Linked DNA regions of Homo sapiens: region 2 is linked to region 1. Evidence: read pairs that join two places in POLR2A ChIA-PET (ENCODE). Cell type or tissue: PC-9. All regions are shown on one strand. Each heading gives the region's core, and the rest is flanking DNA. Links, peaks and the distances in the headings are about the cores only. Region 1 overlaps FNDC3B (fibronectin type III domain containing 3B). Region 2 overlaps PLD1 (phospholipase D1).

Region 1 (4,400 bases), core at 92-4,091:
ATGGCCATTTACAAGCCAAGGTGAGAAGCCTTAGAAGAAACCAACTAATCCTGCTGACACCTTGATCTTGGACTTCCAACCTCTAGAATTGTAAGAAAATAAATTTCTCTTGTGTAAACTATCCAGTCTGTGGTATTCTGTTATGGTAGCCCTACTAAACTAATACACCCCCTTAGATTACAAAGGCTCAATCCAGCACTTTCTTCTACCTTAAGTTCTACAAGCCTTGCCTGATTTAAAACAAACAAACAAAAACTCTCTTTTAAAAAGTGATACGTTTAGCCTCTGTGAACAAACACTGAGCCATCTTGCTCAGGCTAATGAAGAAATCTGGCCTGATGGCTAATAGAAGCCAGGCTGATTCTTTATCATGTCTGTTTTATCCAGCTTAGTACACGTTTACAAAAAATCTTCTACGTGCCTAGTATTCTTGCTATCCTGTGGCCTAGAAACAAGCATAAGTGGCTAGAGAATAAGGCACAAAATGTGCAACGGAGAGAATCTTTGTCTTATACTAGTGTTCTTATAAATATGACCAAGAGAATCATCAAAACAAAATGAAACAGCCTGGGGATAACAGCAAGATGGAGGGTTCCCAGGAGCAGCACAGGATGGGAGATGGAAAAGGACATCAGTCAGTGCCTGTGGTCTGTCAGCTGCTTGACATGGGCCATCTCATTCAACTTCCTTAACACTTGAGAATTAGGTATTGGCATCCCTGCTTTAGATGAAGAAAACCAAGGCACAGCATGATTAAATTGTGCAACTGGTATGCTGCAGAACCAAGATTTTTCATACTGGTGTGTACATCAAAGTTTTCATTATGTAGAAAATTATACAGAAGCTGTATATTGAGAAGTAAATAGGTAAACAATCAACTGTTGAGAATTAGGATACCTGAGTTATTAAGAGATGTGAAAAGGATTCAGGATACAACTAATACTTATTGAATACTGCTATGCTTTTAATACCCTCTACCAGAAAGGAGTTAGGTAGAGTTCAAGTTCTTAGAACAGTACCTGATACATAATGTAACAAAATCTTACTCATCAATTACTACTATTAATGTTACCACTCCACTAAATCCTGCCAACAATCCTGTGAGGCACATACAGTTACAGTTATCCCCATTTTAGAAATAAGAATGATGCTTAGGGAAGTGAAGGTAATACACTCAAGGACACGGAACTGGGTAAAGGAGGATCAATTTTGTGTATAAGAACTAAAATGGGGCTGAGCGCGGTGGCTCACGCCTGTAATCCCAGCACTCTGGGAGGCCGAGGTGGGCAGGACACAAGGTCAGGAGATCAAGACCATCCTGGCTAACACGGTGAAACCCCATCTCTACTAAAAATACAAAAAAATATTAGCCAGGCATGGTGGCGGGAGCCTGTAGTCCCAGCTGCTCGGGAGGCTGAGGCAGGAGGATGGTGTGAACCCAGGAGGCGGAGCTTGCAGTGAGCCAAGATCGCGTCACTGCATTCCAGCCTGGGTGACAGAGTAAGACTCCATCCCAAAAAAAAAAAAAAAAAAAAAAAAAAAAAAGAACTAAAATGGATCTCCTAAAAACATTTATATTTTTTTGAGGGTTGTTGTTATTTGCTTTTTTTCTTTTTTTTTTTTTTTGTCTTAGCTAACAGAAAAGATAGTTCCTCTTACTGAATTGAAATGCTTCAAAGGAATTTTAATAAACTCCTCACTTCCTGAAGCTCTTTCCTTCTACTCTTGTTGGACTACAAGCCACAAGAATCAAAAGAGAAGCTTGAAAGGCAGGAGGCAAAAGAAAAAATTAAAAAGGCTTCCCCAGATGGCCCAGGATGATCCAGGAAATGGGCAGATTCTGCACGTGGACACATATGAACCCACAAACATACGTAGTGTGATGTGCTGGCAGCCAGTTTGCCAGGGTGGCAGAAAACACTGGGTGAGTTGCCTGGACACAGAAAACTGGGACCAAATGAGTCTGTGAAAGTCAGGCTCAGGCTGAATTTCTTATTGCTGCCAACATGCCTAAAGTGGGATCCCAGGTCATTCCAGGAAGAGAAGATGTCTCAGATAAAAGTGAGCATGCGAACAATGAACAAAGAGAAGAACAAGGCTGGTCAATATAAACAAGCTGCATGGACTCAGGGGATGGGTAGGCAGAATCCAGGATTCTCCCAAGCAGGCTGGTGCTCACCTCTCCCCTCTCCACTCAGCACCTCTATCCTGTAGCTTGGACTACACATCTGTCTCTCCCACCCAGCTGCAAGTCCCTCAGAAGCAACTGGGCACACAGAAGACTTTCAGTAAATGTTGGTTAAATGAGTAAATGAATAAGAAAGCAAGCCAAAATAAAAAAAAAAAAATAAATTAATTATATCTGCTTAGATTTGGTATCTGCCAAGAATATTAGCACGTCATTATTAAAACTTTTCTCCATAACTCTGGTAAATAGCTGACATCCTATTCTAAAATCTCAGAAAATCTGAATCCAGTTAATTTTATATCTATCATTCCTGATCTTCTTATTTTAAATAAGCATGATTTTATCACAAACATTTATACAGAAAGATCAAACATCTCCAGTGTAAGTTCTACTTTAATCCTATAGGAGGCTGAGCAGTTTTATTTTGCTCACCAATCAGGAGTACAAATGCATCGGTACTCACTTTCCCAATTTGCACTAACTCTTCCCTCTGCATTTTCTAATATGGTAGATAATATAAAAAAGGAAAGGCAAGCTTGTTCTTCAGGTAGGGTAGAGATTTGAAACGTAAGGTCTGTACCCACCCTAGCCAATCCCCCTTGTGCTGCCAACTCTCACCACCATCACCCAAGTACCATAAGAAGAAAGAAAAATTAGGATAAAGGAATGTTCTAGGGCAACAAAAGAGTTTTATAGTACTAAGTGGTCAAACATTTTATTTTATAGATTAAGCTACTTGACTTAAAAATGTCAGTAGAGGGCTGACTGTGGTGGTTCATGACTGTAATCTCTGTACTTCAGGAGGCCAAGGCGGGCGACTGCTTGAACCCAGTAGTTCAAGACCAGACTGGGCAACGTGGCAAAACCTTATCTCTATAAAAAATACAAAAATTTGCTGGGTGTGCTGGCACGGTCCTGTCATCCCAGCTACCTGGGAGGATGATGTGGGAGGATCACTTGAGCAAGGGAGGTCATGCCACTGCACTCCACCTGGGTGACAGAGCAAGATCCTGTCTCAAAAATAAAAATCAAAAATTAAAAAATGGTGGAAGAATTGAATATATTACCCTAATCTCCAGACTTCCTTTTCTGTTTTCAAATCTAAAGATTAAAAGTGTGGTTGAAAACATCAAACTACTTTTCAAGCTCATTTCTCTTCACATCTGTAAATGGCTAATAGTGATGAAATAATATTTGATATTTGCAAACTTTCATTATCATTCTAGGTTTCGGACCAGCTCCTTTTGCCACAGAACATGATTATTGTTGTCTTCAAAAGGAAAAATAAGTGACTGGTGATGTTTCTAAAAGCCCTTTAAATAATAACAAAAAAAGATTATCCTGCAGAGTACTTACAGCTTGATAACAGATATCCTCTTCTGAATCAGGAAAAAGAAGAAGTTCCTTGAAAACTACAATTGTCTGTCTCAAACAGTTCTTGCCAGTGATTAAGTCTAAACACCTAATTTTGTCTGTTTTATAGGTGATCAAAATGAAGGTTTTCGCTAATCAGTTAATTCATGAACAAAAAGTCCCCAGAGTTTTTATGAGCACTCTCATTTATGTCTAGAAATCTGAAATTTCCCATCCCATTGGTGCTTTATTTTTCTTTTTTAAGAGATAGGGTCTCACTGTGTTGCCCAGGCTGGAGTGTGATGGCTATTCATGGGCATGTTCCCAGTACTGATCAGCATAGGAGTTTTGACCTGCTACATTTCTGACCTGGGCCAATTCACCCCTCCTTAGGCAACCTGGTGGTCCCCAGCTCTCAGGAGGTCACCCCATTAATGCTGAACTTAGTGCGACCACCCTGTCAGCATAGTGTGATACAGCCCAATACTCCTGGGCTCAAGCAATCCTCCGGCCTGTAAGGCACACACTGCCCAGCTGGTGCTTAATTTTTAACCCACACACCAACTGCAGGCAATAGGTAAGGTACAGACTGAGGGGAGAAGGGTTAGCTCCAGTTAACAAATCAAGTGTTGCTGTTCAGGAGAATCACAGCTGAAGGTACTGAAGGTACTGGTGCTTGTCTTCAGCATTTCTGGGCATGAATCTTACCGACAGGCTTTATTTCAGAGGTGATCAGTATAAGAAGACACTCTCAAAAACGGCAATCCTTCCACTGGCTTTGTACATGCCAACACTTTTATACACTCAGAAATAAAGCCAAGCTTCTATTCACACTTATTTAAGTCTTAAATCTGGCAAA
Region 2 (4,400 bases), core at 271-4,270, 450 kb after region 1:
ATTTCAGTATGAAACTACCCTCATCATGGCCAGTATCAAGTTATGGTGAATTGGGAAAAGATGCACGGTAGAAGCACAACACAACATTATGTAGTCTTTTCACATCCAGTAGTCTCCCCTCATCCAAGGGGGATATGCCCCAAGACCCCCAATGGATGCCTGACATCTCAAACAGTACTGAACCCTATACACGCTATGATTTTTTTCCCTATACATACATACCTATGATAAAATGTAATATATAAATTAGGTACAGTAAGAGATTAACAATAACTAATAACAAAATAGAAGAGTTATAATGGTATACTATAATAAAAATTATGTGAATGTGATCTCTCTTTTTCTCTCTCTCTCAAAATATCTTATTGTACAGTACTTTTCTTTTTTTTTTTTTGAGATGGATTCTTGCTCCCCTCGTGTAGGCTGGAGTGCAGTGGCACGATCTCGGCTCACCGCAACCTCCACCTCCCAGGTTCAAGCGATTCTCCTTCCTCAGCCTCCCGAGTAGCTGGGATTATAGGCGTGTGCCACCACGCCCGGCTAATTTTTATATTTTTAGTAGAGACGGGGTTTTGCCATGTTGGCCAGGCTGGTCTCAAACTCATGATCTCAGGTTATCCATGCGCCTCGGCCTCCGAAAATGCTGCGATTATAGGCGTGAGCCACCACTCCCAGCCCCTTCTTGTGATGATGTGAGATGATAAAATGCCTGTGTGAAGATGAAGTGAGGCGAATAACCTAGGCAGTGTGACATAAGTGGAAAACGCCAGAAATAAACAATTCATGTTATAAATTGTGCACCATTCTGAGTAGTGTGATGAAATCTTGCACTCCTCCATTCCATCCTGCCAGCATTGCCAGTCACTCGGTGGCCATCTCTGTGATCAGATTAACAGTGGTTTTATCAGTATCATAGGGCTTATGTTCAAGTAACTGTATTTTACTTAATAATGGCTACAAAGTGCAAAAGTAGCGATATAATATTTTTGGACCATGGTTGACTGCAGGTAACTGAAATTTTAGTTACATGAAACCACAGATAAGGGGGGACTGCACTACACATAAAATAGGCATAAGTAACCTCAAGACAATAGACATTATTAAAATATAGAAAAGTAATAAAGAAGTGATAAATGGAGAACTTTTGCTTTAATATAATTTATTGTAAGTTTATATAATTTAATTTTTAGTAACTTCAATTTTTAATATTTTAATTTTTAATGATTTATGTGTTTAACAACTGACTCACAAAATTGCTGAAAATTTCCCAATCTTGATGAAAATTTCCCAGTCTGCTCTCAGGAGCCTATATGAGCCAGCCCAGAATACCACTGGAGTTATAATTTTAGAAGATTACCTTGGTAGCAATCTGTAGAAATGTTTTGTAGGGGAGCTACAGTAGGGATCAAAAGTGGAGACAGATTACGAAATGTCTTCAGACCCTGCCAGCATGAGGGTTCAAATGATGTCTAGTCAGTGGAGATCACGCAAATTTCACTGGTTTGTGTTCCCACGTGGATCCGTAGGACCTTCAATGCAAGTCTCCTTCAGGTATTCCTGGTGGTATCTTGGCATTGTCTCACATGTGTTTTGAGAGCCCCACTTCCTTGGGGAGTCTTCCGCTTTGGCTTCCTTGTTGATGACCGTGGGCCAAAGGGCTTTGTGTGTGAGGCTCCACCTCAGCCATAGCTGGTGTCCTCCTGAAGAGGATTTATGCCAAAAGGAGTCACATGCCAGGACTTGTTTTTTTCAAGTTTGCAAATCTGGGGGGAGGGTGGGGCTCTAGAAAGATGCTGGAACCTGGTATGTGCCCTGCAGAAATGTCCTTGACTCCTTTTGTCACCAGGAGCCTAAATTTACTGTGTTTCTCTGTGACTCACAGAGGCAGGGGGAAAGACAATCCTCTCCACTTCTTCCTGCAGCTACTTGCTCCATCAGCCTCAGCCAGTCTGGGGCTGGGCAGGGAAACAGGCCCTCTTCCTTCTCCTGGTTTGTCCCCTGGTTTGCTCAGCGAGACCTTCGTGTCTGAGGGCCCCCTTCTCACCTTGCAGATCAGCTGGTGTGGTACTGAATGCCTGATGGATGGCCAGGGGCCCCTGATCCATCTGCATTCCCAGAATATAAGAATCTCATTTGGGGCCACCCAGCCCCCACTACTCTTAGTATATGAAATAAGGTGGAATAGATAAGAGGATGGAACTGGCCCCTGGGTGCATGATGGGGCCAATAACGGAGGTACAGGGTGCATATGTGGCTGGGCTGTGAGACAGGGAAAGAGGATGGAATTGAGATGCAAGGTAGAAAAGCATGACTATGTTCAGTTTGGGACTTGATGAAATAGATACTGGTAGGACAGTTCACTAGGCACTGGGCCTTCAGGAGAAAGAGAAGAAAGGAATGGTGGCATTGGGAGTAGTAAAGCTGTGGGTATGAATGAGTATCTATGAGACTCACCTCCCTGTGAGGACATAGAATGAGGAGACACAGTCTACAGGTAGACTAGGTCGAGTTCAGAAGCCTGAAGAACACCAGTGTTTAAGGGATGGTGTTGGGAAAGGGAGCCAGGCCAGCCAGAGAGGAATGTTCCGGAACTCTGAAAGGAAGGAAATGGCAGGAACAAAGGAGCTGGGGCACAACAGTGGTGACTCACACTGGGAACACTTCGGCCCATTGTGTTTATGCTTATAGTTTCCCAAGTTTATCTTTTCAGGGTTATGATTACGTTAACCTCACCTCCCTCCCTCCCTCTAAAACAAAACAAAAAAAAAGGAGTGAAAGACTCTTCAGTATTATGAATGGCCCCAGGTGAGGAAGACATCTGACACGTTTATATCATGTCAATACTTCGATCCAGCCTTTTACAGTCAGTGTGAGGAGAAAACACATTTACTTGAAGCTAAAGGAATAGGAAGTGTCAGCTTTTTCCTGTTTGATGTTTCTTGTTGTGTTTTCCATATTAATCACTTCATTTTCCCCTTGGTCACAGGCCTGATATTTTTTTCCCTACACATGTCAGCTGCCTAGTGTGTCAGGCAGTTTTTCACCGTGATATAGAGACACAATAGAGCTGGAGCTGGCAAGGTGACTGCCAGAAATGTGTGTCACTCTTGATGGTTATGTTCACGAGCATCCAGAAAGCCCAGTGCTCCTGAACTGAATTATAGGCTTTGAAATGACCATGTGGTTTGCATTCGGCAAAAAAATATACCCCAGACATGTGCAAGGGTTGTTGGTTTGGGGAAAATTAGATGACTCCAACATGAAAAGACAGAGCCTATCTAAAGAGATAGGCTAGTGTGAGGTTTTTTTACAGCACAAATCTGTTGAATAAGTGGATTTGGATGTAACCACAGGCTTGCCATATGAAATTCTATTCCATGGGAATTAAAGTTTGTGGCTTTGTGAAGGCATTTGTTGCAGACTATGAAAAGTTCTCATATTCTTTTGCCAAAACACAGAAACATGGAGAAATACGAAAAAGCTTTTACTGTGGCTGTCTCCTCTAATCCTCTTAAACACTTAATGTGTCCTATGTACATAGCAGTGAAATTAAATACAGCTATTCCTGATAACGTAGCAACTTAGATGTAAAAGTCTACTGCTAAGGGAATAGGAAGACTAAAGAAAACAATTCTTATATCAGTTAGGAATTGTGTTTCACTACAAGTATCAGAGCCCCCAGGTAGTGGCTTTATTTCTCATGTATAAACAGTCCAGAAGTAGTCCGTTGGGAGCTGGCATGACGGCTCTAGAAGTCATCAGTCTCTAGAGCTCTCCAATCTGCCACCTCCAGGATGTGGCCCTTGTCTGAGATGGCTGCTGGGGCTCTCAACATCATATTTACATTACAGACAGAGAATAGAGGAAGAGGAGCATGCCAGCTTCCTTTGCAGGCCCTGTCTCATAATTCCAGTACTCCCAATTACATCTCATTGGCCAGAGCTTAGTAACATAGCCACACCTCACTGTGCATCTCTAAATTATCATAAATCTCATTTTTTGAAAAATTAACTCACAATCTTCTCTTCTCCTGGCCATTATTGCAAGAGATTGGGAGAGAGCTAGTACAAGAGTGAGATTCTTTAGTGTCTTTCTGGGTGATTCCACGCCAAGAGGTCTTCCTCTGTGTCCTCACAACAGTAATAACCGTAACATCATGAATCAGTCAGGGTTTACCAGAGATGCAGACTTAGTAGGTTACATGCATTAAGGGATTTATTACAAGGAATTGGCTTCCTCAATTGTGGGACTGGCTAAACAAGCTTGAAATCCACAGGGCAACCAGTCAGGCAGGTAGACCATGAGCAGGCTGGATCCCTGTGAGTGGAGCTGAAGCTTGGAGTCTCTGAATCCAGGGAGGGCCTAAGCCCTCTTTTAAAGGACTTTCAGCTGATTACCTC

The links. Peaks named below come from ENCODE experiments on the same cell type or tissue, not always from the same donor. Only the 100,000 strongest peaks of a DNase experiment are listed, where the experiment ranks them.
Region 2: POLR2A ChIA-PET joins it to region 1 with 9 read pairs; 2 of 35 experiments call an interaction of 5 or more read pairs at or near these places.

What each region holds. Positions count from the first base shown.
Region 1 is chr3:172,237,002-172,241,401 of GRCh38, reverse strand. The region is part of intron 4 of FNDC3B (fibronectin type III domain containing 3B); the gene reads right to left. It also overlaps the pseudogene RN7SL141P. Among named protein-coding and RNA genes, the nearest start is that of FNDC3B, 200 kb to the right of the region's middle. In PC-9, for the core only: no CTCF peak of the experiment used is centred there; no DNase peak of the experiment used is centred there; H3K27ac peaks cover 1,848 bases.
Region 2 is chr3:171,790,139-171,794,538 of GRCh38, reverse strand. The region is part of intron 1 of PLD1 (phospholipase D1); the gene reads left to right. Among named protein-coding and RNA genes, the nearest start is that of PLD1, 18 kb to the left of the region's middle. In PC-9, for the core only: no CTCF peak of the experiment used is centred there; DNase peaks (open chromatin) are centred at 1,820, 2,668 and 4,258; H3K27ac peaks cover 2,086 bases.